4 separate regions of the Homo sapiens genome follow, and regions 1, 2 and 3 are each linked to region 4. A link is a contact called in ENCODE Hi-C or POLR2A ChIA-PET data. All regions are on one chromosome and are shown on one strand. The core of a region is the stretch at or near the end of the contact, and the rest is flanking DNA. Distances in the headings are between cores, read along the strand shown.

Evidence for each region. Hi-C counts contacts between places; a loop is a spot of excess contacts on that map. ChIA-PET counts read pairs that join two places held with the same protein, here RNA polymerase II (POLR2A). Pooled maps may share reads with other maps.
Region 1: a map of ascending aorta shows a loop between it and region 4 (7-fold over the local background). The contact joins the promoter of GALT here to the promoter of UNC13B in region 4. A Hi-C loop is called at or near these places in 1 of 168 maps with a recorded cell type or tissue (ascending aorta) and 1 of 50 pooled maps. POLR2A ChIA-PET finds 5 or more read pairs at or near these places in 3 of 52 experiments (A673, RWPE1 and WTC11).
Region 2: a loop to region 4 is called in a map of Right ventricle myocardium inferior, with 4 times the contacts of the local background. The contact joins the promoter of HINT2 here to the promoter of UNC13B in region 4. A Hi-C loop is called at or near these places in 1 of 168 maps with a recorded cell type or tissue (Right ventricle myocardium inferior) and 8 of 50 pooled maps.
Region 3: a loop to region 4 is called in a pooled map, with 4 times the contacts of the local background. The contact joins the promoter of DCTN3 here to the promoter of UNC13B in region 4. A Hi-C loop is called at or near these places in 2 of 50 pooled maps. POLR2A ChIA-PET finds 5 or more read pairs at or near these places in 4 of 52 experiments (A673, OCI-LY7, RWPE1 and 1 more).

What each region holds. Positions count from the first base shown.
Region 1 is chr9:34,641,091-34,647,924 of GRCh38, reverse strand. GALT (galactose-1-phosphate uridylyltransferase) reads right to left here and starts at 1,250. Exons shown (of 11, transcript NM_000155.4): 1 at 1,139-1,250; 2 at 667-836; 3 at 358-433; 4 at 220-268; 5 at 1-93. The coding sequence starts at 1,220. RefSeq lists enhancers at 646-825, 1,396-1,505, 2,719-3,013 and a silencer at 2,719-3,013.
Region 2 is chr9:35,812,274-35,817,056 of GRCh38, reverse strand. It overlaps HINT2 (histidine triad nucleotide binding protein 2), which reads left to right and starts at 2,015. Exons shown (of 5, transcript NM_032593.3): 1 at 2,015-2,158; 2 at 3,273-3,413; 3 at 3,508-3,612; 4 at 3,719-3,791; 5 at 3,912-4,097. The coding sequence starts at 2,078. The coding sequence ends at 4,003. It overlaps FAM221B (family with sequence similarity 221 member B), which reads left to right. Exons shown (of 7, transcript NM_001012446.4): 7 at 1-666. RefSeq lists silencers at 1,373-1,552, 1,883-2,202 and enhancers at 1,643-1,822, 4,721-4,783.
Region 3 is chr9:34,617,333-34,624,968 of GRCh38, reverse strand. It overlaps DCTN3 (dynactin subunit 3), which reads left to right and starts at 4,474. Exons shown (of 7, transcript NM_007234.5): 1 at 4,474-4,600; 2 at 6,209-6,293; 3 at 6,998-7,084. The coding sequence starts at 4,505. ARID3C (AT-rich interaction domain 3C) reads left to right here. Exons shown (of 8, transcript NM_001017363.4): 4 at 922-1,105; 5 at 1,255-1,544; 6 at 2,440-2,622; 7 at 2,860-2,949; 8 at 3,411-3,920. The coding sequence ends at 3,511. RefSeq lists an enhancer at 227-775.
Region 4 is chr9:35,159,347-35,166,945 of GRCh38, reverse strand. UNC13B (unc-13 homolog B) reads right to left here and starts at 4,937. Exons shown (of 40, transcript NM_001371189.2): 1 at 4,641-4,937. The coding sequence starts at 4,662. RefSeq lists a silencer at 4,942-5,071.

The sequences.
Region 1 (6,834 bases), core at 1-2,500, 520 kb after region 4:
ACTGAGGCCCATGCATCAACAACAGCCCGGATCTCAGGGACCGACATGAGTGGCAGCGTTACATCCGACCAGGGGTGGAAGCACATGACCTTACTGGGTGGTGACGGGAGAAAAGATAACCGAGAGGTAGGGCTTGGCTGTGCTACGGGCAGGGCCGAACCCCAATGCTGAGTCTCCAACTCTGGTTTGAAAGTTGTAAGAGGGGAAATCCATAGTTACCAGACTCCTCGAGCAGACTTTGCTTGGAAAAGGGGATGATCACTGGGTCCTGAGGTAAAGGAGTATCACTCTCTGCAGCAGAAGTCCCTCAAGAGGTCTAGCCACCCTCCTCCCCAGCAGCAGTTGGAGCCAGGTTACCTGGACTGGGGGCATCAGGCTGCAGAGCTGGGAAGTCGTTGTCAAACAGGAAGGTGCTATCGTACTGGGGATTCACCTACCGACAAGGATAGGCTAGAAGCACTCACTGCCCCATACCACCAGTTACCTGGTGGGCTTCAAAGACTGGACAGGCTACAAGGGAGTAGGGAAGGCCCACCCTAGGGGACCAAAAAGCTTGGTGGGATATGACCCAGAAGGAGGTTCACTATCCCTGTGGGTGGAGGACAGTTCTAAGAGGGAACTACTCCCCGTGGCCCAGCCTGCAGATGCAGGGCTCTACAGGCTTACCTCTCCGTTGGCTCGGATGGCCCCAGGACACAGAGGGTTGAGAGGGTCATGGCGGGGCACTGTCTTCAGAAGCTGGGGCTCCACTTGACCCTGCCAGGGCCGCTTCATGCGGTGAGCTGACACCAGCACCCACTCATCCTGCAGCGGGTTGTAGCGGATATGCTGATGGTCTGGGGGCAGACAGTCAAGATCAGTCCTCAGAGCTCTCTAGCTCCCTCTCTCCTGGGTCTCACCCACCAGCAGGCCCAAGCTCGGGAGCGCCCTCTCGGCCCTGTCCCGCTCAGGAGCTAGAGGCCCAGGATTGGACTTTCCCAGCGCCAATTGGCCTGCTGCTCGTACAGGCCTGCAGACTGTACGCCTTGTCGGTCTGGCTCGGGATGAGCGTTCCAACCTTCGGAGGGGACGAAAGCTTCCTAAGGAAGGGGAGGGCTCGGCTCCGCGCCCCAGCGAGTCCCTGCCGCGGTGCAGTTACCGTTTGCCCGGAAGGTTGCTGCTGCGGCGTCCGCCTCTGACGCCTGCTGGCGTTGCTGAGGATCGGTTCCACTGCGCGACATGAGGCCACCGGGGGATCCGCTGGAAAATCTGCAGGGCCGTGCCTCACCTTTCACTTTCTCCGTCCACACCACCCCTCCCCGCGCCGCCCCCGATGATTGGCCAGCCGCCAGCACGTGACTGACTGACTGGGCTGCCCTGCCACCTGGGGGCGGGGCTCAGAACAGCTGTGAACCCTGGGGGCCGACATTGATGATCCTACTTCACCCAGAGCTAGAGCCACTACACTGGAAGAACCTCTGTGAAAGCTGCCTACTGCAGAATCCTTGGGCTCCAGGATGCCTACAGGACTTGCTTGCTGCAATCATTCATTTGATCTTTCATTCAGCAAATATTTACCAAGCATCTAGCATGTGCTAGGCACCTAGGCTGTGTAAAGCATTGGGATGCACATGTCAGGCATGGCCTCTGCCCTGCCTGAGCTTACATTCTAGGGCGAGTAAGGATATGACCCTGGATCAACAGCGCCTCAGTCACCTGCTCAGTGGCTGTAGCGCAGGAGAGGCAAACTTGGTGGGGTCTGTGTGGAGTACTTCACCATAACCATATCCTATCCCCAAAAGCAAAAACAGATTTGGGAAAAAGGGCTAAGTAACCATATTCTCTTTTTCTCTCACTCTTGCTCTCCTTCCTCTCTCTCTCTCTCTCTTTTTCATACACACACCAAGACAGCACAAGAAGTGGGAGGGGTAAAAGGGCTATAAAAAAAAATCTAAAAATGGCCGGGCTCGGTGGCTCACGCCTGTAATCCCAACACTTTGGGAGACCAAGGCAGGCGGATCACAAGGTCAAGAAATTGAGACCATCCTGGCCAACATGGTGAAACCCCGTCTCTAGTAAAAAAAAAAAAAAAAAAAATTAGCTGGTCTTGGTGGCGTGCACCTGTAGTCCCACCTACTCGGGAGGCTGAGGCAGGAGAATCACTTGAACCCAGGAGGCAGAGGTTGCAGTGAGCCGAGATTGTGCCCATGCACTCTAGCCTGGCGACAGAGCAGACTCCGTCACAAAAAAAAAAAAAAAAGTACAAGAAAGTCTAAAAATGTGGAGAGTACAGGACTATCAGAAGCTCCAGCCACCATCTAGGTGGGGCCTAGTGTTTCCTTTACACATCCCCTTCCCTTTTCTAAATTTTCCTTGGATGGGACCAATTGGCTAACACTAGGATAAAATTCAAATTAATTCCTCCCCTGGTACTTTTGTTTGTTTGTTTGTTTGAGAGAGAGTCTCACTCTGCCACCCAGGCTGGAGTGCAGTGGCGTGATCTTGGCTCACTGCAACCTCCACCTCCCAGGTTCAAGCGATTCTCCTGCCTCAGCCTCCAAGTAGCTGGAATTAGAGCTGTGTGCCACCACACTGGGCTAATTTATGTATTTTTAGTAGAGACGGGGTTTCACATGTTGGCCAGGCTGGTCTTGAACTCCTGACTTCAAGTGATCCTCCTGCCTCAGCCTCCCAAACAGCTGGCCCCCAGTACTTTTAAAGAGCCATCTAAATATTGTCTAAACCTCTTCCCCATTTCACATTGGAGCCCAGAGGACTCAAGGTCACCCAGAGAATTAGTGGCCAAGCTGAGATTTGAATGCAAGTTTCCAAGGCTTTTCCCAGTGCTGTGAGATGCCTCTGAGGCTTCAGTGGAATGCAGGACAGAGACCCAGTGAGTTAGAAGTTGAGCCATAGCAGGGACATCCCTTCCCCCAATCAAGACCAAGCCAAGCCAGGTGTTTTGCAATTGAGCTGCAAAAACTAGGTCATGGGTCATTTACTTGATCTCTGCCCTAGGGTCCTCAGACTGGAATAGGAAGAGGCTACCTTCAGAGGTAGGGGGCAGGGAGCTGAGGACTGAGAAACAGGGGTTTTACCTGTCCCACTGGCTGTTCATATTACCCAAAGAGGTGAGACAGGAACAGGAGATCTGCTTTTCCATTCTCTCATTTATATTTGTTTGAGTGACTAGAGCTTGTAGACAGCTCCATTTTCCCAAGAACACCAGTGCTTCAGTGCCGCCCCCTGAATCATGCTAATTAAATCCTGACCCCCATCAGGAACATCTCTTCAGGAACATCTCCATAATTCTCCTCTATGACTCCCCAAGGTCATTTTTTGGAGGAAGAGGAGAATGACTAAGATGGGCCTAACCAGCTCCCTCCCTGCCAGATCCCAGAGGTGTTGTTACAGTAAAGAGATCCCAATCCAGACCCCAAGAGAGGATTCTTGGATCTCACACAAGAAAGAATTCAAGGTGAGTCCATAGTGTGAAGTGAAAGCAAGTTTATCAGGAAAGTGAAGGAATAAAAAAATGGCCACTCCATAGACAGAGCACCCCTGAGGGCTGCTGGTTATCCATTTATATATATATATATATATATATATATATATATATATATATATATATATATATATATATAATTTTTTTTTTTTAAGACGGAGTTTCACTCTGTTGCCCAGGCTGGAGTGCAGTGGCTTGATCTCGGCTCACCGCAACCTCTGCCTCCCAGGTTCAAGTGATTCTCCTGCCTCAGCCTCCCGAGTAGCTGGAATTACAGGCACCCACCATCATGACTAGCTAATTTTTGTATTTTTTAGAGACAGAGTTTCACCATGTTGGCCAGGCTGGTCTTGAACGCCTGACCTCAGGTAATCTGTCCATCTCGGCCTTCCCAAAGTGCTGGGATTACAGACATAAGTCACCACACCTGGAAAGGCCTGGAAAAGCTTTCTGAAAGACCAGATAGGGGAGGTGTAGGCCCAGATGATCCCAGAAAGCTGTTCCTGGAATGGGGAGCAGAGACCAAATTTGGGGGCTAATCCCTGCTGCCCAGGGTTCTTAGTGAATTGTCGAGTCGGGAATGCCACAGAAGCCAGAACCAATACAAAAACATGTTCCCTCAATCCTGTATTCTCCTCTAGATAATCCTTTCTTTATCCTTAATTTCTCTGCCAAGTTTCTTTTTTTTTTTTTTTTTTTTTTTTTTTAGATGGAGTCTCGCTCTGTCGCCCAGGCTGGAGTACAGTGGTGCAATCTAGGCTCACTGCAACATCCGCCTCCTGATTCAAGTGATTCTCCTGCCTCAGCCTCCCCTGTAGCTGGGATTACAGGCGTGCACCACCACACCCAGCTAATTTTTGTATTTGTAGTAGAGACAGGGTTTCACCACGTTGGCCAGGCTGGTCCCAAATTCCTGACCTCAGGTGATCCGCCTGCCTCTGCCTCCCAAAGTATTGGGATTACAGGCGTGAGCCACCGTGCCCGGCCTGCCAAGTTTCTTAAAAACAGAGGCCATCTTTCTGGTCTCTACTCTTAGCTGCATGGTATATTGTAACACATCTTTTGCCCTATATTTGTCAGGGTAAGTAATCTTAATTGCTGTAACAAACACTCCCAAAACTCAATGGCTTAGCACTACAGTCAATTCTGGGGGTAACAGGGAGCTCTGTTCCAAGCAGTATTTAGGGATCCAGGTGCCATCCATCTAGTAGCTATGCCATGTCCTAGGGTCTCAGAATACTCCACTAGAGATCCTCTATAACTACAGTAATAGACATGGGAAGAAAGAAAATGTAAAGAACTTCAAGCTGGGCATAGTACTATGTGCCTGTAGTCCCCCAGCTCTTGGGAAGCCAGGGTGGGAGATCACTTGAGCCCAAGAGTTTGATACCAGTCTGGGAGTGACATAGCACAATCCTGTCTCTTAAAAAGAGAAAGAGAAAAAAAAAAAAAAGAATTTCAGAGGAGACTTTAGGAGCCAGCCCTAGAAATGTCATACATCATTTCTATCTATATTTCATTGGCCAGAATGCAATCACATGATCCAGAGTAGACTGTGGAATGTAATCTAGCTGTCCAAGAGCAAAAGGAAATGGATTTGTGAATGTATAGCATTGTCTCTGCCACATGCCCCTACTGAGAAGTCTAATGATCATTTCCCATCATCTCATTGAATCTCACCATTATATTTCACTGTGTTAACCCTTCATTCCATCACTCTTTTTTTAATTTTTTTAGATGGAGTTTCGCTCTCATTGCCCAAACTGGAGTGCAATGGCGTGCTCTCAGCTCACCATAACCTCCGCCTCCCAGGTTCAAGCGATTCTCCTGCCTCAGCCTCCCGAGTAGCTGGGATTACAGGTATGCGCCACCACGCCTGGCTAATTTTGTATTTTTAGAAGAGATGGGGTTTCTCCATGTTGGTCAGGCTGGATCTTGAACTGGCAACCTCAGGTGATTCCCCTACCTCGGCCTCCCAAAGTGCTGGGATTACAGGTGTGAGCCACCGTGCCTGGCCCATTCCATCACTCTTGAGAAAGAAAAGAAACTTTTTATCTGAGAAATGCCAGCCTCTTTTAATTATCAGGCCCAGAGAGGCATTAAAATGTGACAGCATGGGCCTGGCGCGGTGGCTCACGCCTGTAATCCCAGCAATTTGGGAGGCCAAGGTGGGCGAATCACGAGGTCAGGAGTTCGAGACCAGCCTGGCCAACATGGTGAAACCCTGTCTCTACTAAAAATACAAAAAATTAGTTGGGCATGGTGGCGGGCGCCTGTAATCCCAGCTACTCAGGAGGCTGAGGCAGGAGAATTGCTTGAACCTGGGAGGCAGAGGTTGCAGTGAGCCAGGATCATGCCACTGCACTCCAGCCCCGGCGACAGTGCAAGAGACTCCGTCTCAAAATAATAATAATAATAATAATAATAATTTTAAAAAGAAAAAAAAAGGCCGGGTGCAGTGGCTCACACTTGTAATCCCAGCACACTGGGAAACCAAGGCGGGCGGGATCACTTGAGGTCAGGAGTTTGAGACCAGCCTGGCCATTATGGTGAAACCCTGTCACTACTAAAAATACAAAAAGCTGAGCATAGTGGCAGGTGCCTGTAATTCCAGCTACTTGGGTGGCGGAGGCAGGAGAATCGCTTCAACCCGGGAGGCGGAGGTTGCAGTGAGCCGAGATTGCGCCACTGCACTCCAGCCTGGGCGACAGAGTATGACTCAGTCTCAAAAAAAAAAAAAAAAAAAAGTGACAGCATGTAACAGCAGTCATATCTCACCTTCCCCCACCCCCATGGAGCCAAATAATTACCCCTTGAAGCCACTTGCTATGTGGGCTCTAAATTGATACCACATAGCCATAAAATGCCATAGTCTAGACACCATAACTCATACCCTATAGTTCAACAAGGTATAGCCAATCACTAATCAATGTTGTTTCTGTAAGCCAATGAGAATTCCTGTTAAACAATTTTGTGTCAGCCCACTCCTTGTCCTCTTTTGCCTTTAAAAACTTGCTTGTGGCTGGGCATGATGGTTCATACCTGTAATTCCAGCACTTTGGGAGGCCAAGGCAGGATGATCCCTTGAGCCCAAGAGGTCAAGGCTGCAATGAGCTGTGATCGTGCCACTGAACTCCAGCCTAGGTAACAGAGCAAGATCCGGTCTCAAAAAATAAAAATAGGCCGGGCGCGGTGGCTCACGCCTATAATCCCAGCACTTTGGGAGGCCGAGGCGGGCAAATCACGAGGTCAGAGTTCAAGACCAGCCTGGCCAACATGGTGAAACCCCATCTCTACTAAAAATACAAAAAAATTAGCTGGATGTGGTGGCAGGTGCCTGTAGTCCCAGC
Region 2 (4,783 bases), core at 766-3,265, 650 kb before region 4:
GAACCAAAGAAATAACTAATTTCAAAGTGCTTTGTATCCACCTATCCTCCAGACTGGCTTCCTTCCTCTTCCTAGATCCCAGATCCACTTATCTCTCGCCCTTCTCCAGGGCAACTCTAGGGTCTCCCAGTGTCCCAGAGGCACCACAGAGAACTGCAGCCTCTGGGGCCCAGAGAAGAGGCCATTCTACATTTCCTCACAATTAGGGGGGCCATCTGTTCCTCCAAGGGAAGGAATGCAATCTGGACTGCTAGGATCCCTGGGGAAAATCACAGAATCAAATGTCTGCCCTTTAGAGGAGAAAGGATTTTCTAACAATAATATAGCTATACAAAAGAGATTGTTATATCTCTAGAAGCAAAGTTCCCCAACAGTGGTTATATGCCCCATGATAACCATTCACCTAAAACTAATTCAACTAATAGTCAACAATAGAGTTAGGATTACTATGATAAACTCATTGAAGGAAATAATAAGCAGCCAATACAAACTATATTTACGTAGACTGTAAAAATATGAAAAATTGATTACACATGGGTTAGTATCATATGCAATACATATTACATATTATGAAAAAAAGACAGGAAACACCAAATGTTATTCATTCAACAATTACTGACCACCTATATGTATCAGGTCATGTGTTTAAAAAAAAAAAAAAGAAAAAAAGAAAAACCAAAGAAACAGTGGTAACTTGTCCTATGTGATATCAGACTAAAACTTACCTAGCGTCTGAGAATATTAGTATTTTGTGACCCCACGTTTCTTATGTCAAAAATATATATTCCAGCAGTGCAAACCTGACTTATTGGTGCCTCATACCTGTAATCCCAGCACCTTGGGAGGCCGAGGCAGGAGGATCACGAGGTCAGGAGATCGAGACCATCCTGGCTAACACGGTGAAACCCCGTCTCTAATAAAAATACAAAAAATTAGCCGGGCGTGGTGGCGGGTGCCTGTAGTCCCAGCTACTCGGGAGGCTGAGGCAGGAGAATGGCGTGAACTCGGGAGGCGGAGCTTGCAGTGAGCCGAGATCGCGCCACTGCACTCCAGCCTGGGCGACAGAGCGAGACTCCGTCTCAAAAAAAAAAAAAAAGAAAAAAGAAAAAAAGAAAAAAAAAGAAAACACCAGGCACCGAGCTAACTGTATCACACACCTTTTCCGATTAGAAAAGAACAATGAATACATACTCCTTTGCTTATTATAATTCTTGTGCGGCAAATATAGGACACTCTTATCTCCTCCTGCTCAAAAAAAAAAAATGCAAAAACCACAGACTTTTTAATCTATGGAGTGAATGCGTTAACAAGAACATAGAATTAAGGAAGAATTTCCCTTAGATAAGTACATTAAAATCTCCAAAATGCTCAAGGGACTGAAACTGCCCTTGTGGAGAAAATGCTGCGCATCAGCCCCGCCAGTTAAAACAAACAAACAAACACAAAAAAACACACCTCATCCCCGTTCACCTTTAGCCCCACCCCGGGTGGTTCTTGGAGCCAATAAGCGCCGGATGCCCTCAGAGCCCCGCCCTCCTCCTGGCCAAAGCGGTGAGAGGGTCTAAAACAGCCCTTTCTGCAGCAGGTGGCGGAGCCCCGCCCCCTTCTCCCCGCGCACCAATAGGAACCAGACCTGAAGAGGACGAACCAAGAACGAAAAGAACCACCCACTCGGGAGCCGCAACCTAGAAGCCAGAGTTGTGTATCAGATTCAACTAGGAGAAAATCCCACCTCCAGGCTCCATTAATCCTTCCAATGGAGTGGAAGTTTCTCTCACAGAGAAACTAGTAAGGGGATCCAATGGGAAAAGAACGTTCACACGGACTAGAAGACGAAACCAATGGAATGGAAAATTGTCCTCGCGTTGGTAGAAGCAGCCAATGAGATGAAAAGAGCCCGCCTCCAAAGTGGCTGCAGAGGCAATGGGGTGAATCGTGCTCAGAGGCGCGCTCCAATGGGGTAGCAGGGCTCGCCCGGCCGCCACTACCCCGCTTCCCCGCGCCCGGAGTCCCCACCCACGGCCGGCCGCGGAGCCGAGTGCTGACCCGGGTGAGAGGTTCCCGCGGCTCAGGGAAGATGGCGGCAGCCGTGGTGCTGGCTGCTGGGTTGCGCGCGGCGCGCAGAGCCGTGGCGGCCACGGGGGTGCGCGGGGGGCAGGTGAGAAGTGGCGCGGGAGCGAGTAGGGGGTCCTGCGGGCTCCGAAGCCATCCGGGGCCAGGGGGTCCCGAAGGCGCGCAGAGCCGCGCAGAGCTCCTGCCTGTGGCCTCTGCCCCTCCGAGGCACAAGCTCCGGGGCTGTGTGGTGAGGTCGAACTGGTGGCTCCGGAGAACGAGCTGGTGCTGATTCCCGCCCTGCGCAGGCCGGGGCGCCGAGGTCGGGACAGGGTCAGTGCAGCGGCTGCCGCCTTCTTTCCACTGCCTGCAGCCCAGCTGGCCCGATGCCCCCTGCAGGAAATGAGCTTTCTCTTCTTGGAGCCAGTGCTCTGCCCTCCTCAGGCTTCTGGCCTCCTAATGAGCACTAGTGTTAACCTCTCTTCTGCACTTGCCAGAAGCGGCTCGGAGGTCAGAGAATTCATTCCGTCCCGTTCTCCCCCAACGTGATGCAATGACATCAGCCTTCTCTGAATCCCTTACCCGAAGTTCCCTGGGGCTAGGGGAGCAGAGGTCACTTAGCTGAACTCTTACCTCCACTCATTCAAGGGACAAGAGTTAAAATTCACAGAGTCACATGTGACACCCAGATGAGGGGTCAACTAGTGTCAAACAGGGCGATTGCATTAAAACTTAAATAAAACAGGCGACAAGGCTTAAAGATCAGAAAACAAGTAACGGAAATAAGTGGAAATGTACTAACAAGGTGAGAGTGGAAAGAGATTCAAGCCATCGCAAGAGATTATGGAAACCATCCCTTTATTTTATATTAGAAGCTGAGAGAAGGAATTTATCTGAGGTAATTCAGTGGTATGGTAAGGTAGGAACTGAGACCAAAATCCCCAGTCTCTCATTCTAGATCCTTTCCCTAAACAGTGCTATATTTCGTGGACACATGAGCAGGAATCAATTGCACTGCTGAATCCTGATAATAATACCGCCTGTTATCTAACCAGGTCCAGCACCTTCTGGCCCTACCCTTTGCTGCTGGTGCTCTGAAATTCAGGAACTTTCCTCCTGGGTGGGAACGATGAATAGGTTATTAGAAGGACGAAATTAACAACTATCAGAGCCCAGCTTCTGCCAGCTCCCTCCTTTGAATATGGTCGATCCACCTTCAGGTCCGAGGAGCTGCAGGTGTGACTGATGGGAATGAAGTGGCCAAGGCCCAGCAGGCAACTCCTGGGGGAGCAGCCCCAACCATCTTCTCCCGGATCCTGGACAAGAGCCTCCCAGCTGACATTCTCTATGAGGACCAGCAGGTGGGGTGCTCTTAGGACCTATCCCCTTAGGAATGTTGTAGATACCATCCAACCTGTTGAAGTAACGTGGCCTCTGGCCTGTCACTTCCCCCAGTGTCTTGTGTTCCGTGATGTGGCCCCTCAGGCTCCTGTGCACTTCCTGGTCATTCCTAAGAAGCCCATTCCTCGGATTAGCCAGGCTGAAGAAGAAGACCAGCAGGTGGGAAGAACAGGGCCAGGGTTTGGCTGGGAGGAGCCCCTGGACCCAGCTAGAGGTCTTGCTCCCTATGAATGAAGCCACCTATGTCCCTCCGCTCTCTCTATAGCTTCTAGGACACCTACTCCTTGTGGCCAAGCAGACAGCAAAGGCTGAGGGCCTGGGAGATGGATACCGACTTGGTGAGTGACTTTTGGCCCTTGGTCCCTCACCTATGAATTCTCATTCCTACTTCTCAATATGATCTTCATTCTTCGACCTCTGCCATGATCCTGACTCCCTAACCCCAAGCTCAATTTCAGTGATCAACGATGGGAAGCTGGGTGCACAATCTGTGTATCATCTGCACATTCATGTACTTGGGGGCCGGCAGCTCCAGTGGCCTCCAGGTTGAACCTGCCAACTGATTAAAGGACACCAGACTCTGGATGCTTGGATGGAAAGGGAAAAATGGACCCTGTGATGCTAATAAAACTGTTCTCCCTTAATTATGCTCTCCTGTCTTTAATATAAAATTTTATACCACAAAGGGGAAAGAAAACTGATTCAGGGCTATGATGCCCCTTGACTGGTCTGAGTGAAAGACACTGAGGAGGTCCAACCTGTGGTTAAATGTTGCCTGCAGATATGTAAGTCTTCTTGACAAGTGGTCCACCCTAGGTCAAGCTTCTAGAAAAGTAACAGTAGGAATGAGCCTAAATGAGTAGGAAGAAACTGAAAGCCAATCCTGGCCCTTCTTCAGAGGTCAAACCAGGTTCTAAGGGCGCTTAGGAGGAGGGTGGTCAATATGAGGGTCTTTTATTAGAGGAGGAGTAATCACACCCAAACAAAAGCGGCTGCCTTTTCACTATTCTACGTCTCACCATTTTGCTCAAGCTAGTTTGTTTATTTTCATCCTTAACATTTGTTAAAGACCCCACTCACTTTTGAGAATGAACTAAGCAAACTAAGGGGAAGCTACTTGCCTCTCAGCAAACACCAAGTAGGCTGTAATCTAATGCCACAACCCTGTGCCTGTTTCCAACATATCCCCATAAAGCATCATCTTAGAAAACCGCACGCAAAGACTGTTTGGACGTGGAGGGCGAGGTCTTAAGCCAGCGGAACCCTAAAACCCCGTCTGAGGCGGAATGCCGCCGGGACCGGAAAGCGGACCTCCCTAACAGCACTAGGC
Region 3 (7,636 bases), core at 3,225-5,724, 540 kb after region 4:
ACCTAAGTCCTTTTGGTTCCCAGGGAGGCCCATTCTGGTTCCAGTGTTCCCTCTCTGGCCCTTCCTCGAGGCCTCCCCTCCACTGGGGTAGCGGGTGTGAACCGATCCCAGCATTGCCTGCCTCCCTTCGGTCCCTGCCTCCCACCGCTCCAGCTGCAGGGGGAGGGGGTCCCGCGGGGCCGATAATTTTCCCCCATTAATCAGGCCGCAGCTAATTGTTCGGGTCCAAAGGCGCGGCGGAAGGGGACGGGATCGGTAAGGAATTAACTGGGGCCCATCGCTCAGCGCAGACAGGCCCCTTTGTCAGGACTGGCCGGCGGGGGCGGCGCGGGCTGCGGAGTCGGCGGGCCGAGGCGGGAGTTGATTCTTTTCCCGCCCGTCATCCCCCAGCCTTGGGCAGCCACCCGGGGGCTGCTGCTTAGGGGAGGCCGGCTCTTCAGCACTGTCCGAAAGTCCTTCCTGCGGTCTACCCCAGGGGACAGCAAACTAAAGTTTGCAGGCCAAACCCAGCTGCCTGCAAGATAAGAATGGTTTTTACTTGTTTAAATAGTTGGGGGACAAAATTTAAAGATGAATAACATCTCCAGACTGGTGAAATTCGAATTTCAGAGTCTATATTATTGGAACACAGCCGCATCCATTCCTTCAGGTATTCTCTATGGCCGCCTTTAGGCTACAATGACAGCGTTGAGTAGTTGTGACAGAGACCATTTAGCCATCTGGCCTTTTACAGAACTTTGCCCCCCCCCGTTCTAGCCTCCTGTCCTTCTTGCTAAAACAGAGACCCTGGGGTTCTGTGGGCTCCGCCCAAGTCTCCCTCTTTCCCGCCCTCCCCGGGGCTCCCGTCCTGTATCAGTCCCTGGGGATGCTGCAGACAGGGTCTTCGTCTCAGTGTCCTGACGGCAGCCCGCTCCCCACCAGGGACGCCAGTGAACCGCGTGCCCATCATGGCGAAGCAGGTGCTCGACCTGTACGCTCTGTTTCGCCTGGTGACCGCCAAGGGCGGCCTGGTGGAAGTCATCAACCGCAAAGTGTGGCGGGAAGTCACGCGCGGCCTCAGCCTACCCACCACCATCACCTCGGCCGCCTTCACTCTACGCACCCAGTGAGGCCAGGGGCGGGAGCGGAAGGGAAGGGGGCACGGGTTCGGCCTGGGGCGGGAGGGGGGAGGGTCCCCGGGCGGGCGTCCGGCTGTGGGACTTGACCAGCTGGGTGCAGCCTCCCATACACTCACCGCCCGCTGTCCGCCCCTAGGTACATGAAGTACCTGTACCCGTACGAGTGCGAGACTCGAGCGCTCAGCTCCCCAGGGGAGCTCCAGGCCGCCATAGACAGCAATCGGCGCGAGGGCCGTCGCCAGGCTTACACCGCTACTCCGCTCTTCGGCTTGGCAGGGCCGCCCCCTCGGGGCGCTCAGGACCCAGCCTTGGGTCCCGGCCCCGCCCCTCCGGCGACCCAGTCCAGCCCTGGCCCAGCCCAGGGTTCCACCTCCGGCCTGCCAGCGCATGCATGCGCTCAGCTGAGTCCAAGCCCTATTAAGAAAGGTGCGAGGGGAGAATGGTAGAGGTTTCGGGGTCTCTGAGGTTTAGGTGGGCGCTAAGATATAGCAACCATTAAAATGTGAGGATTGAGGTCTGGGGAGGCATTGAGGTATGGGAGCAGTAAGGTCTGACGGGCTTCTGAGGTTTGGGGGTCACTAAGGTTTAGGGGTCCTGAGGTTTGCGGCCAAATGAGAGCTCTGGGGTACGGGTTACTGAAGTGTAGGGGCTGAAGTTCAGGAAAAGGTCCTTTTTTTTCTTTTTTTCTTTTTTTTTTTTTTTTGTGAGACGGAGTCTCGTTCCGTCGCCCAGGCTGGAGTGCAGTGGCGCGATCTCAGCTCACGGCAACCTCCGCCTCCCGGGTTCAAGCGATTCTCCTGCCTCAGCCTCCCGAGTAGCTGGGACTACAGGGGCCCGCCACCATGCCCGGCTAATTTTTGTATTTTTAGTAGAGACGGGGTTTCACCGTGTTAGCCAGGATGGTCTCGATCTCCTGACCACGTGATCCGCCCTCCTCCGCTTCCCAAAGTGTTGGGATTACAGGCTGAGTCACCGCGCCCGGCCAGGAAAAGGTCCTTTAATCACAGCAACTCCATTCCACACATGTCCACCCAGTGCTCCTATTTGCATATAGTTTGTGCCTCTTGTGACCTGGATTATTTAATAACCAACAGCCAAAAACAATCCCCCAAATTGTCTAGACATGTACCTTGATCCTTTGGGCTCTAGAGAAAAGCTTCAGCGCTTCCAGGCTGAGGCTCTGGATGGGAAGATAGATCGAATGAAGGATGAGAGATTGGTACATGAGCTTGAGTTACCTCTTTTGGTCCCAGGCCTGGGGGAGAACCAATGCAGAGATGGGTTGGTTTGGCCAGGGGAGCTGAATAACCTGTTCTTCTAGAGGAGAGTGGAATTCCAAACCCTTGTCTGGCACTGCCTGTGGGCCTGGCACTGGGACCTACACGGGAGAAATTGGCACCAGAGGAGCCCCCAGAGAAGAGAGCTGTGCTGATGGGGCCTATGGACCCACCTCGACCTTGCATGCCCCCCAGTTTCCTGCCCCGTGGCAAGGTTCCCCTGAGGGGTGAGGAGGGGCTTGTTGTGAGGGGGCTTCGGGACTGTACACTGAGGGAGGATTGACCCATCACCTGATAGGTGTTAGAGACGGGGCAGACAGATTCCTCTGTAGACAACTGTGTGAGTATAGGTGTGGGGCTGAAGTGGAATGGGGGCTGTCTACGGGGATGGAGGGGGGAAATTCTATTAATAAGTCAGAAGTCTGATTCTCCAAAATGTGATTCCTCTGCCCCCTCCTGGACAGAAGAGCGGCTGGATGGGCCTCTTAATCTGGCAGGCAGTGGCATCAGCAGTATCAACATGGCCCTAGAGATCAACGGGGTGGTCTACACTGGTATGGGTACTGCAGGCTGTCTACACTGGCATGGGGTCAGGGGTATTTAGGCTGGCATGGGGATTTTAGACTTCCTCTACTAGCATGAAGTTCAGGGATATCTAAACTTGCATGAGTAACATGGAGTTCAGGGGATTGCTAGACTGGCATGGGTTAAAGGGGGTGTCTACATGGCATGGGATCCAAGGCATGACCTCTCTGGCATGAGTACCAGGGGATGTCTGCCTTGTCTTGGGCCTATGTATCAGCATAAATATTCCTTGTTTACCTGTTTGAGGTATCTACATTAGCAATGGAGTCTCTTACTGACCCAAGGAGCTTGTCCTCATTGGTTTGTGGCAGGGGTACGTGTGTAGTGTTCTAGCAACCAGAACACTTACTTTTGTTCCCCTCTTCTGTTTCCATACCCTACCCCCTCCTGCTTGTTTTTGCCCTCTACCATCTCCTCACCCCTTTGCCAGGTGTCCTCTTTGCCCGCCGCCAGCCTGTGCCAGCTTCCCAGGGTCCAACCAACCCTGCACCCCCACCCTCCACAGGGCCCCCTTCCAGCATCTTGCCCTGAGAGGTCCTACTTGAAACTAAGAGTCCCAGCCCCATTGCTGAGGGGGGAGGAGACCCCCTGCTTTGATTCTTTCTGGCTGCCCACTCTGGGACCCAGCCCTGGGAGGGGACGACACCTCCCATGCCATGTGGACTTAAAACCAAAGTTTCTTTTGATGTTACACCTACCTCATTGTAAAGGGAGGGCACCTCCTCCCTGGCCAATTCCAGCAGCACCTACCAAAGGGTTCTTCCTCCAGTAACCCCATCATCTCCTCATGTGTTCCCTCTGTCAATGTCATCTCTAGGACCCTACCCTTTTGAGTCAGCCCTGCTTCTCTTCAGGAGCCAAGTGAAAGGTTGGGTTGGGGTACTGTGAAAGAGACATCCCTCAGGTCACATCTAGACAATAAAGCTGCGGTCCCTCCCTCTCTGATGCCTCCTTTCTTGTTTGGGTATGGGAGGTGGGGAGGAATGATGTGGAACATAGGCTGCCTTGGGCCAGGGGCTTTCAGAGGTTAAGGCAGAATAGCAAAGTTTCGTGAGAATAGAAGAGCTCCGTCTCTTGAATCAGACAGCCTGAGTTCAAGTCCTGTTTCTGTCCCTATAGTGCTGGGTGGCCTTGGGCAAGTTACTTAATCAACTGAACCTTAGAAGACTCCAAAAGTTTATGGTAACTCACGGAGCCTCCTAATGATGTATCTATGGGAATGGACCTATCCTGGAACACGTGCAAACTCAGGGAATGGCGTGGGGAAAGCTCTTTGGTACCCGAAAAGCAAAGGTTATCTTGACAACCAGGCACTGGAAGCCAGGGGAGGGATGGGACAGAGCCGTTGCCAAGGTAATCAGCTTTTGACAGCTCCGAGGAGTAACTTCCGGCACTGAAGGGCTGAATCATGGCGTCACTTCCTGCATAAAGGGCCGCTCGTGCACTCGGATTGGCTAGCCTTCTTATTTGGACTGACGTCCCGCCCTCTGGCTGTTTCCTGGCCGAGGTGGGTCGGTAGTAGCGATGGCGGGTCTGACTGACTTGCAGCGGCTACAGGCCCGAGTGGAAGAGCTGGAGCGCTGGGTGTACGGGCCGGGCGGGGCGCGCGGCTCACGGAAGGTGAGTAGTCTGGTCCGGTAGTCCCTTTCTGGAGCAGAGCAAGAGCGGTCCACTGTCCTGGCCCTCGGGATGCAACCGCTCCAGTCCTGTTCTCCGCAGCCCGGCCTTTGAAATAACAAAGGTCCGGGACCTCCCAGAGCTGATTGGACCATCGGGGTCCACTGTCATAGGGGGCTCTGCGGGTGGTTAAGCCAGCCTGAGAGTGGGCTCCGTACCTACTGTAGCTGAGACTCCGCCCTTGCCCTCGCGAGCTATAGTTGGGGAGACCTGACACGAGAAGCTGACTAATGAGAGTTTCAATAAGAGCTGAAGTCCACGATAGGAAGGCCCGTCATAGAGCCCTGCATAATTAATTGCTAAATGAATTGTGCAGGAAGAGGTCCATGGGACCCCTGGGGAGGCAGAGCAGAGGTGGATAAGGAAAACGCCAAAGGGTGAGAAGTGAGGTCTGAAAGGACCAGGATTAGGAAGGGAAGAGACTGGGTACTGGGTATTCAGATGTGGACTAGCACTGCTTTATACCAGTGACAGAATTTTGACAACTACGAAGCTCAGGTGCCCTCTCCTCCCCTTTCTACTATGGGAAGATCTTTTATTGAAGAACTTCTGATGGCGTGTCAGGCATGTCCTGGAGCTAAGTGCGTCCAAGGTAATGATGTCTGTTTGTACACTAAATGAGGAATTAGTTGTCACTAGCAGACTGTGCTCCCATTTCAGAACTAACTTCTCAAACATTCTCTTCCTTTGGGATCTATGACGCTGACCCTCCTGGTTTTCCTTCTACCTCTTACGGCTGCTTCTCAGTGTTATTTGCCTCCCCCCTGGCATTCCTCATCCTCTACCCTAAAAACTGGGTGAGTGCAGTCACTTCCTTAGTCTCCTCCTCTATTTGACCCTTTAATATTGGGATTCTTTACATTCTACCCCTAAACTTTAGGTAGGCTCACTCGCTTCCATGGTGTCAATTACTATTTACATGTCAATATGTCTCAAATGTATATCTCTGGTCCAGATTTCTGTTCTGAGAACCAGACTTTTATGTCTAGTTGTCTACTGGACTTTTCCACTTGGATATCCAATAGTCATTTCAAACTCAATCTGTATGCCCTTAACTGTACTCTTTCTCTCCCCTAACCTGATTCTCTTCTGTATTCCCTAATTCAGTGATTGCACCATCATTGGGATCCCAGTTGTTTGGACTCTTCCATCTCCCACACCAAATTTGATGTGGAGGGGATAGGGCTAGAGGTAGGCCAGCCAATCTAGAGGTCATGAAGGCTTGAATGAGGATGCTTGTGTTTCTCATGCCCAAACCCAGGACTTAGGAACCAGAAAATATATTGTGTATACTCTATATTCCATAGACTCTAAAATAGTTCGTTATCTTCCCCATCAGACTTGAAACTCCCCAAGGAGTACATGATTCTCTCTCTCCACTTTAAGGATTCCTGGAAGGTGGGGCTGCATCTCCTTTAATATTAGAGAAGGGAGGCCAACCTAGATTACTGGGATTCAGGTTTGAGAGTCTGGGAGAATGAGGGTTCTTTAACTTTTCCAAGCCTTGAGCCAGGTAGTATATCTTGGAATTAACCACCACTTCCCTTACAGGTGGCTGACGGCCTGGTCAAGGTGCAGGTGGCTTTGGGGAACATTTCCAGCAAGAGGGAGAGGGTGAAGATTCTCTACAAAAAGAGTAAGTGCTTCCATGATGTGCCTGCCTGCCCGACATCCCACCCCTCAGCTTCCTGGTACCTGGCCCTAGCCCTTCAGTTCATTAGGTCACTGGAATAGCCCTTTGGGGATAGAAAGATTATGAGGACATTTACCTACACCCAATTCAATTGGTAAATTGTGGTGTGCTTTTCTACCTTGTGGCTAAACCTCAAGCCCATGACAGTGTCCTAAGTTATGAAATAAGAGCTCTACCTGAAAGCTTCTCTTGGTGAAGGAGGGTAAAAAGGGTATGGGATTTCCCAGGCAAGGTTAAGGGGCAGGAAACAAATTAGACACTGAGATCCTGGTTATGTCAGAACTAGTAACCTGCTTAGTAACTAGAAATTAGACAAAGCTCTGGCTTGTCTCGGTGACATCTAGGAGAAAAGAGGCCTTCTACCCTTGGTGAGGATAGGTCAGTGAGAATGCTAAGGGCCCAGAGTGGTGGTGGCAATTGTGTTTTCAGCTCTGAAGCTTGATGTCAGAAGAGACTTCAAGAGAAGAGAGTGGAGAGATAGGGAAGTGGGGATAGGGAGCCTGGTGGAGCCCTGCTCATGTGGCACTGTTGGGTATCAGCTCCTCATTGAAGGCTCTCCTCAAGGCTGACCACTTGTCAAACATCCTTCATAAGGCAGAGCTCTACTGCCCAACCCTATTCCATTTTCCATCTTGCTACTTTTCTAGTTGAAGATCTGATCAAGTACCTGGATCCTGAGTACATCGACCGCATTGCCATACCTGATGCCTCTAAGCTGCAATTCATCCTAGCAGGTAATGCTGGACTACATGTGTACATGCATCTGAGGATGTGGGTCGTCGGGGAGGTTAAGCACAGAGATGGCCTCTCCATCCAGTCTTCTGGTGGATACAAGCCCTGGATGCTGCTCTCTGGAATTGTGGCCTGGTTCTGGGTTGAGGATCCTATGGATCCTCTAGTAGACATTGAGTACAGTATACCTCTGCACCAGCTGCAGGCCATGGTGCCAGCCACAGTGGGAGCTAGTCCAGTGTTCTATCAATAGTTTGCCTCTTGGATTTTCCTTCAGAACCTTCCTCACTTCTGCTCACTAGACAGAGGAGCTTCTAGGAAAGGGTAGGGGCAGAGAGCATTGCCATTAAAGAACAGAGAGAGTATTGGCATGAGTTTCAACATCTTTCTTTCATGTGAGAAAGCTCTGCAGTGTCAGAGTTCTAGGCAGGAACTATTGCCTTGGCAATGTCTGCTAATCAGTCAGCCATTCTATAAGCTAGGGTTTTTTGAGCTTCGTTATTCATCCAAAAGATGTATAATGATCATCTACTCTGATCCAGGTTCTTTCCTAA
Region 4 (7,599 bases), core at 3,688-6,187:
CTTGGTTTAGACTCAGATGACCTGACAGGAAAATAGATCATTGAGGTTAAAAAACAAAAAAAGCTGAAGAATGCTATGTACATTCAACTGCAGAACCTATATACTCATCTGCAATGAAAATTTCCAGAAGGATAGGTAAGAGACAGTAAACAGTAGTTACCTCTGGGAAGTAAGAATACCGAATGGGGACAAGAGAACTTTTCCTTCTACTTTACACTCTAAACTGTTTCAACTTCTTATCTGTATATTTATCACCTTATAATAAAAACAAAATGAAAACAATGAATTAAAAAGTTAACAATAGTTGGGTGTGGTGGTGTGTTCCTTGTAGTCCCAGCTACTCGTGATGCTGAGAAAAGACAGTCACTTGAGCCCAGGAGTTCAAATCCAGCCTAGGCAACATAGTGAGATCCCATCTTTAAAAAAAAAATTAAATTTAAAAAAAAAGTTAGCAATGGTATTGGCAGGTGGTAGGCCCATGGAAATTTTTTTCTTTTTTTGTACTTTTCTGCATTTTTTAAATTTTCTATAATTAGCAATGTATTACCATACACATATTTTTTTTGAGACAGGGTCTCACTTCGTCACCCAAGCTGGAGTACAGTGGCATGATCTTGGCTCACTGCAACCTTGCCTCCTGGGTTCAAGCAATTCTCATGCCTCAGCCTCCCAAGTAGCTAGGATTACAGGTGAGCACCACCACACCTGGCTAATTTTTGTATTTTTAGTAGAGATGGGGTTTCACCACGTTGGCCAGGCTGGTCTCAAACTCATGTCCTCAAGTGATCCACCTGTCTCAGCCTTCCAAAGTGCTGGGATTACAGGCAAGAGCCACCACGACTGGCCTGCATTTATTACTTTTGGGGGAAAAAAATCCATAGTTAAATTATCTAACTATGTTATAAACACTGGGAATAACTATGTTATAAACACTGGGAATTACAGAGAAATATTATGGAAAGGTCTGATTCTAAAAATGCTTATAATTGCTTGGAGAAACTTGGTCGTGAATACCAAGACAATAAAAGTCAAACAAAATCCTTAATTTAGTTTACTGCAGTTGTTCATGTGGCACTGGTCCCTATGGAAGCCCAAAAAAAGTATCCGTATTATAAGTAAAGCTGTGCCAAAACATGTTAAAGACTTATATTTCTTTATACTTATGGAAATATTTAAAGAAAGACTAAGTGAATTCTATAAAAGAGTGGTTTCTTAAAAATTCAAGTCTAGGCCGGGCGCAGTGGCTCACGCCTGTAATCCCAGCACTTTGGGAGGCCGAGGTGGGCAGATCACGAGGTCAGGAGTTTGAGACCAGCCTGGCCAACATGGTGAAACCCCGTCTCTACTAAAAATACAAAAAATTAGCCAGGCATGGTGGCAGGCGCCTGTAATCCCAGCTACCCCAGAGGCTAAGGCAGGAGAATCGCTTGAACCTGGGAGGCAGAAGTTGCAGTGAGCTGAGATCATGCCACTGCACTCCAGCCTGGGCAACAGAGACTCCATCTCAAAAAATTAAAAAAAAAAAAAAAAAAAAATTCAAGTCAATCACCCGCTGAATGGTCAATATCCCCTTTAGAATCCTTACCACTCATTCAATTTCTGTTTAGTGTCAAAAAATCTACATAGCCCATTCCATTTGTTCTGAACAACCCAACTGTTCTTCTTTATGTTAAGCTAAAATCTAATTTCCTGTCATTTTCAACCACTGATCCACACTTGTCCCAGTTCTGTCCTCTGGAATGACAACAAAAAAGGTGACATAACTTCTACAAGACAGTTTTTTAAACAGTCTTCATGTACTATCGTGATCCTCTTCCTCTTAAATCTTCTACAACTAAATTTCCCATATTCTTCAAATGGTTCGGTTCCTACATGTTTCATTATTCTAATCACTCCCCTCTTAAGATAACCTAGCTTCTCAATATGCTTCTTAGAAGGAAATACCACAGCTGAACACAAAATTCCAGATCTGATCTGACCAGTGCAATTACTTCCTTTGTCTGGGTCACCATAAGCACCACAATACAAGACCAGTTGCAGGCAGCATATGATTCATTTCCAAACTAGTGGCACTGTTCAGACCACAAGTGCTCCGAGGATTTAAAGGAAAAAGAGATCACTGTGGACTGGGGACCTGAAGAAGTTTTCAACAACAAAAAAAGTAGACTGTTAGCTGGGAAAGTAAGAATACATTTTAGATAGGCAGAAAATATGGAACGAGTATTTCAGGGGGCACAAGTGCAGAACAGAGCAGAGGCAGGAATAAACAAAGTTAGTGCTAGAGCAAAGTCTGCATAAGGATAGGCAAGAATAGAAGGCCACAAGTCTGGAGTCAGAGTATTGAGAGCCTTAAACCTGCAGGCAATAAGGCATGATTAAAGGGCAAGACAAAATAACTGACTTCTTGAATGAAATGTTTAGGAATGATTAATTCAATACCAGTTTGCCAATTTCTACATCAAGTTAACTACTTTTTGAACTCTGCATAGGAAGTTTCTAATTGATTCTACTCCAAGATGAATTGAAATTGAGTTGTAATAAATATCACTATATAGACTGCTTTCAGAATACAACATTCCTACTGCCAAAATACAACGCAAGGAATGTCATTTTAGAAAGATGTATTTTGTGCTGGGTGCAGTGGATTATGCCTCTAATCCCAGCACTTTGGAAGGCCAAGGCAGATGGATCACTTGAGGTCAGAAGTTCAAGACCAGCCTAGCCAACACAGTGAAACTCTGTCTCTACAAAAAATACAAAAATTAGCCGGGCCTGGTGGTTCACTCCTGTAATTCCAGCTGCTCGGGAGGCTGAGGCATGAGAATCACTTGAACCCAGGAGGTGGAGGTTGCAGTGAGCCAAGATCGCAGCACTGCACTCCAGCCTGGGTGACAGAATGAGACTCTGTCTCAAAAAAAGAAAAAGAAATAAAAATAAAGATGTATTTCAATTCATTTCTGTAAGTTTTCCCAAAATGAATACTTTGCCATTCAATATGAATATCTGCATATAAGGTACCTGTTTGTTTCAGTATTTAAAATCTTCTAGATCTCTATTCAAAAAGACAATGGCCTGCTGATCTCGTTTCTCCAGATTCAAAAAAGAAGAAACTTCACTAAAGTAACATTAAAAAGGAAAGAAGTTAGCTAAATAGCAGAATTTCTAGACAATGAAACCTGCCTGCTATTAAAACAAATGAAAACACCAGTAGTTATATAAATTCAGTTAAATAGGAATTTCTGATTCACGAGTGCTCCTGCCTAAAGAGTCTTTCATAAGGACCAGCTCTGTAATACAGTGTGGCCGTAGAGAATTAAACTGTCCAAGAGACACAGCAAAGTCCAACCTCTCCCAAATCCTGCTACTCAGCAGCAGGGATCTAAAGGAATAAATAGATTCCCAGCTGCTGAGAGAAAATGTCTTACTAAAAGCAAAGCAAAATTCTCATTAATGAAAAATCAACCATGAAAGAAGAAAAACTGTATATCTCATAATCCCGGGAAATGGCCAAATCCATTTTGGTTAATGCAGATTCAACAAAATAGTGGAAGAGAACAGAGCAAAGCAGTTTCATCTGCCAGTAGCTGGGGGAAACATCGTTATTGGAGAAATCACAAACAACAACAATGCTTCTAATCTGTAGAGCCAAAAGAAATATGAACTCTCCAGTAAAAGATATCAGGTAAAGGCTCTAGTTGATAAATGCTCTCTCATTCATAATCAAGACACATCAGATATGATAGGCTGTAACCTGAATTTCCCGAGATCAAATTCAATGGCTAATCCAAACCCTGTGTTTTCCTGATCAGATAATCTCTCTGAAGTCACAGTACTTGCATTCATTCAAAACCAGCATTAAGCTTCTACTACGTCAGACACCAGGAATACAAAAACTAATAAGAAACAGTCTCTACCCACATAGAACTTAGTTCGCGTACCATGCCTCATCTTAAACCCCAAAGCTCTTGCTTTAAGATATCTTCTTAGATGGGTCAAGTGTCCTCAGGGGAAAAGCAATAATGGCCCTTCACCTTGAGTTACTGTGAGGCAAGCTAAAATAAAAATAAAAATAAATCATACCTCTTATCCTCAAAAGCAGTCACCACATCCTCCCAAGTGGAACAGAAGAATAATCTTAGCCTATACTACCGGTTAGTGTTCAGGGAAGTGGCAGGGGACAAGACAAGCAATAGAAGGGATGTGACAGCTGTACCACTAACGCATTCAAAGTGTGATAAAAAGAACCTGCTACTAAGCATACTGTAGCGTTACGGTGCGAGGAGGAGGAAAAGAATGAGAGGCTGCCCACCATTCACAGGCACCAACCATCCGCGGTCTTCTAACTCGTCCACTCTCACTAGAGAACCCCAGTCACTGTTTAATAGGATCTGAGCCTGCAGTCCAACAACATTGTCACATGGCTACCAGAATGGAGAGCTAATCGTCCCTTGCAGGAGCTTGGGGGAAAACAAGAAAGTGGAAAGAACTCAAGTGATTGTTAAGTGATTGCCAAAATAATAGACCCCCAAAGCACGGACGGGATGTAAAGTTTGGGTGAGACGGTCACCGGACGTCCACTGGAAGGGTGCGGGGACCTCTACGCCGACACCCCGCCTCCCCGCCTCAGTCCGCGCACTCACCGCGCACGCAGAGCAGTGACATGGCCGAGGATCGGGCAAGCCTCTGCCGCGCCCCAGCCGCGCCGGACCGCTCCCTCTTTCCTCTCAGCAGGTGCCGCGACTGCTCTCGTTACCGGCCCCACGGGTCTGGCAGCTCCTCATGGTCCCGGTCGCAGGTAGCGTCCCGCCGCTGCCTCGGACCCGCCCCAAATCTCACCGTCTGAGCGAACTCCGGGTAGCGGTGAGTACCGGCCGGCAGGCTGGGGACTGGGCGCGGCACAGCGACGCCATCGCTGGGAGGTAGGAGCTGCCGGGACTCCCTCCCGTCATTCCACCCGGGATCCGCGCGAGCGCCTGGGCGGAGCCAACCCGTGGTGCCCCGCCCCCCAGCCAATTAACTCACGCCCAGTCCACCGACCCCGCCCCCCCCCGCGAGCACGTAGGAGGCGGGGTCCCCTTCCTCCTTTCTTTCTTGCGATCCTGAAGGAAGCTCCGCCCACTAATCAGGCTTACTGCAGGGAGCAAGGGGTTGACCCTCAGTTGTGTGACGCGAGAATGGAAGCCCTCTGTTCCTCCTGCATGAGCGGGGCTTCCACCCAAGAACAGATTCTTTTCATTGAAGGATTTCCACTGGACTTTCTTAGAGTCTAGCGGTCATAGCTGACAGCCTGTAATTTTAAGTTAACGAAGTCGCACCGCACAGCAAAGTTAAGTTTTGTTTAGCAACTAGGGCAAAAGACAAAACTGAGTGGGCATAAAGTATGTCTGGAGACCTCAGTTCTTATCTAGACCGTTTTTTATGCTCATCATTGTATCTCCAATGTCTGGAATAGTGCCTAGTGTATGGTAATCAGTCCGTAAATATTTACTGAATGAAGGATGGTAACCACGGAGGGATTGTGAGTGGAGATACCTCTGATCTTTGACAAATCTCCTATCCATGCTTGGTACCAACATGAGCTAACTCCATGGCTCAAACCAACAGGACAATTTGCTAAGGTCTAGGAGCACCCCCTCCAGAGAATCCCTGATCTCCCAAAATTTGGTCGAGATCTAAAGTTCATTTTGTTGTACAACTCCCTCTATTATTATTATTATTATTATTATTATTATTATTATTTTGGAGTTTTACTTGCTTCCAACAAGGAAGGCAAGTTTTCCTGCTTCCATGACGAGGGAAGGCAGGTAACTCTTTTATGGAGTTTGAGCTCACTTCCAACAGGGAAGATGAGGGGTTTTTTTCCTACTTCTGGGATGGTAGACAGCCGTTTTCAGCCTGAGACGCACCCCTAGGTAAGTAGCTGAATAGGGATTTTTGTCTTGGCTAAAGTTAACAACCAGCTGGTCTTAATTTCTGCTTACCATTAGAGTGCTCAGTGATCATATTGTTGGGTTTTTTTTTATTTTGTTTGTCTTTTTCCCATTGACCAACTCTACTTCACTTGGTCAAATCCAAGTGAGAATTCCAAATTATGGGTAACAAGGCCTATCTAATTTGAGTAAAATTCCTCACAGCTGCAAAAGAAAAAACAAACAGAAAACAAAAAACCATGTATTTGGTTTCTGTGTTTGCTTCCTGGTCTTAAAAATTAAACTGTTCTTAGGCCGGGCGCGGTGGCTCACACCTGTAATCCTAGCACTTTGGGAGGCCGAGGCGGGCGGATCACGAGGTCAGGAGTTCAAGGCCAGCCTGGCCAACATAGTGAAACCCTGTCTCTACTGAAAATACAAAAAAAATTAGCCGGGCATGGTGGCGGGTGCCTGTAATCCCAGCTACTCGGGAGGCTGAGGCAGGAGAATTGCTTGAACCAGGAGGCGCAGGTTGCAGTGAGTGGAGATCGAGCCATTGCACTCCAGCCTGAGCTACAGTGTGAGACTCTGTCTCAAATTAAAAAAAAAAAAAAAAAAAATTCAATTGTTCTTTTGTTTACTTTTCTTCCACCCTATACCTCCTTCACCCTTTGCCATCTGCATTACCAAAAAATCGAGAGAAGGCTTCTAATGACTTGAACCTCTTTAAAGAATTTAGGCCGGGCGCCATGGTTCACGCCTGTAATCCCAGCACTTTGGGAGGCCGAGGTGGGCGGATCACGAGGTCAGGAGTTCGAGACTCAGCCTCGCCAACATGATGAAACCCTGTCTCGACTAAAGATACAAAAAAAGTTAGCCAGGCATGGTGGCACGTGCCTGTAATCCCAGCTACTCAGGAGGCAGAGGCAGGAGAATCACTTGAACCTGGGAGGCGGAGGTTGCAGTGAGCTGAGATCGTGCCATTGCACTCCAGCCTGGGTGACAGGGCAAGACTCTATCTCAAAAAAAAAAAAAGAATTTAGAACAAAGGTGCCACTCACCCCCTTTTGGGGTGTTCTCTTGGCTTTGTGGGATTTCAAGAGTCATGGGCAGATTCTTCTTAGGTCTAAAGCTCTGTTTTCCTGTATTGCATGACCTGACCTTTTTGGCTTTGGGTGCCAGAGATGACCTTGCACTGTGAGAGGATTTGACCTTGGTGTGTATATTGTTGGAAAAGAGCTACAAAGTTACGGGTGGCTGAGCACAGTTTATAGGAAGTGGTTTTGGCTGTTTCCTTTTTTTTTTTTTTTTTTTTTTTTAATTTTCTCTCCTAGGAAGTCGTTGTTTAAGAATCCTAATTCTAGGCCAGGTGCGGTGGTTCACACCTGTAATCCCAGCACTTTGGGAGGCTGAGGCGGGCGGACCACTTGACCCCACAAGTTCAAGATTAGCCGGGCCTGGTGGTGTGCACCTGTAATCCCAGCTATTCGAAGGCTGAGGTAGGGCAATTGCTTGAACCAGGGAGGTGGAAGTTGCACTGTGCCGAGATCGTGCCACTGCACTCAGCCTGGGCGACAGAGCGAGACTCCATCTCAAAAAAAAAAAAAAATCCTAATTCTAGTTTGGAGATCCGTTCTGAAGGATCCTTTATATTGCTTTTTCTCCCAACATTAATCTCAATTCCGTTTGT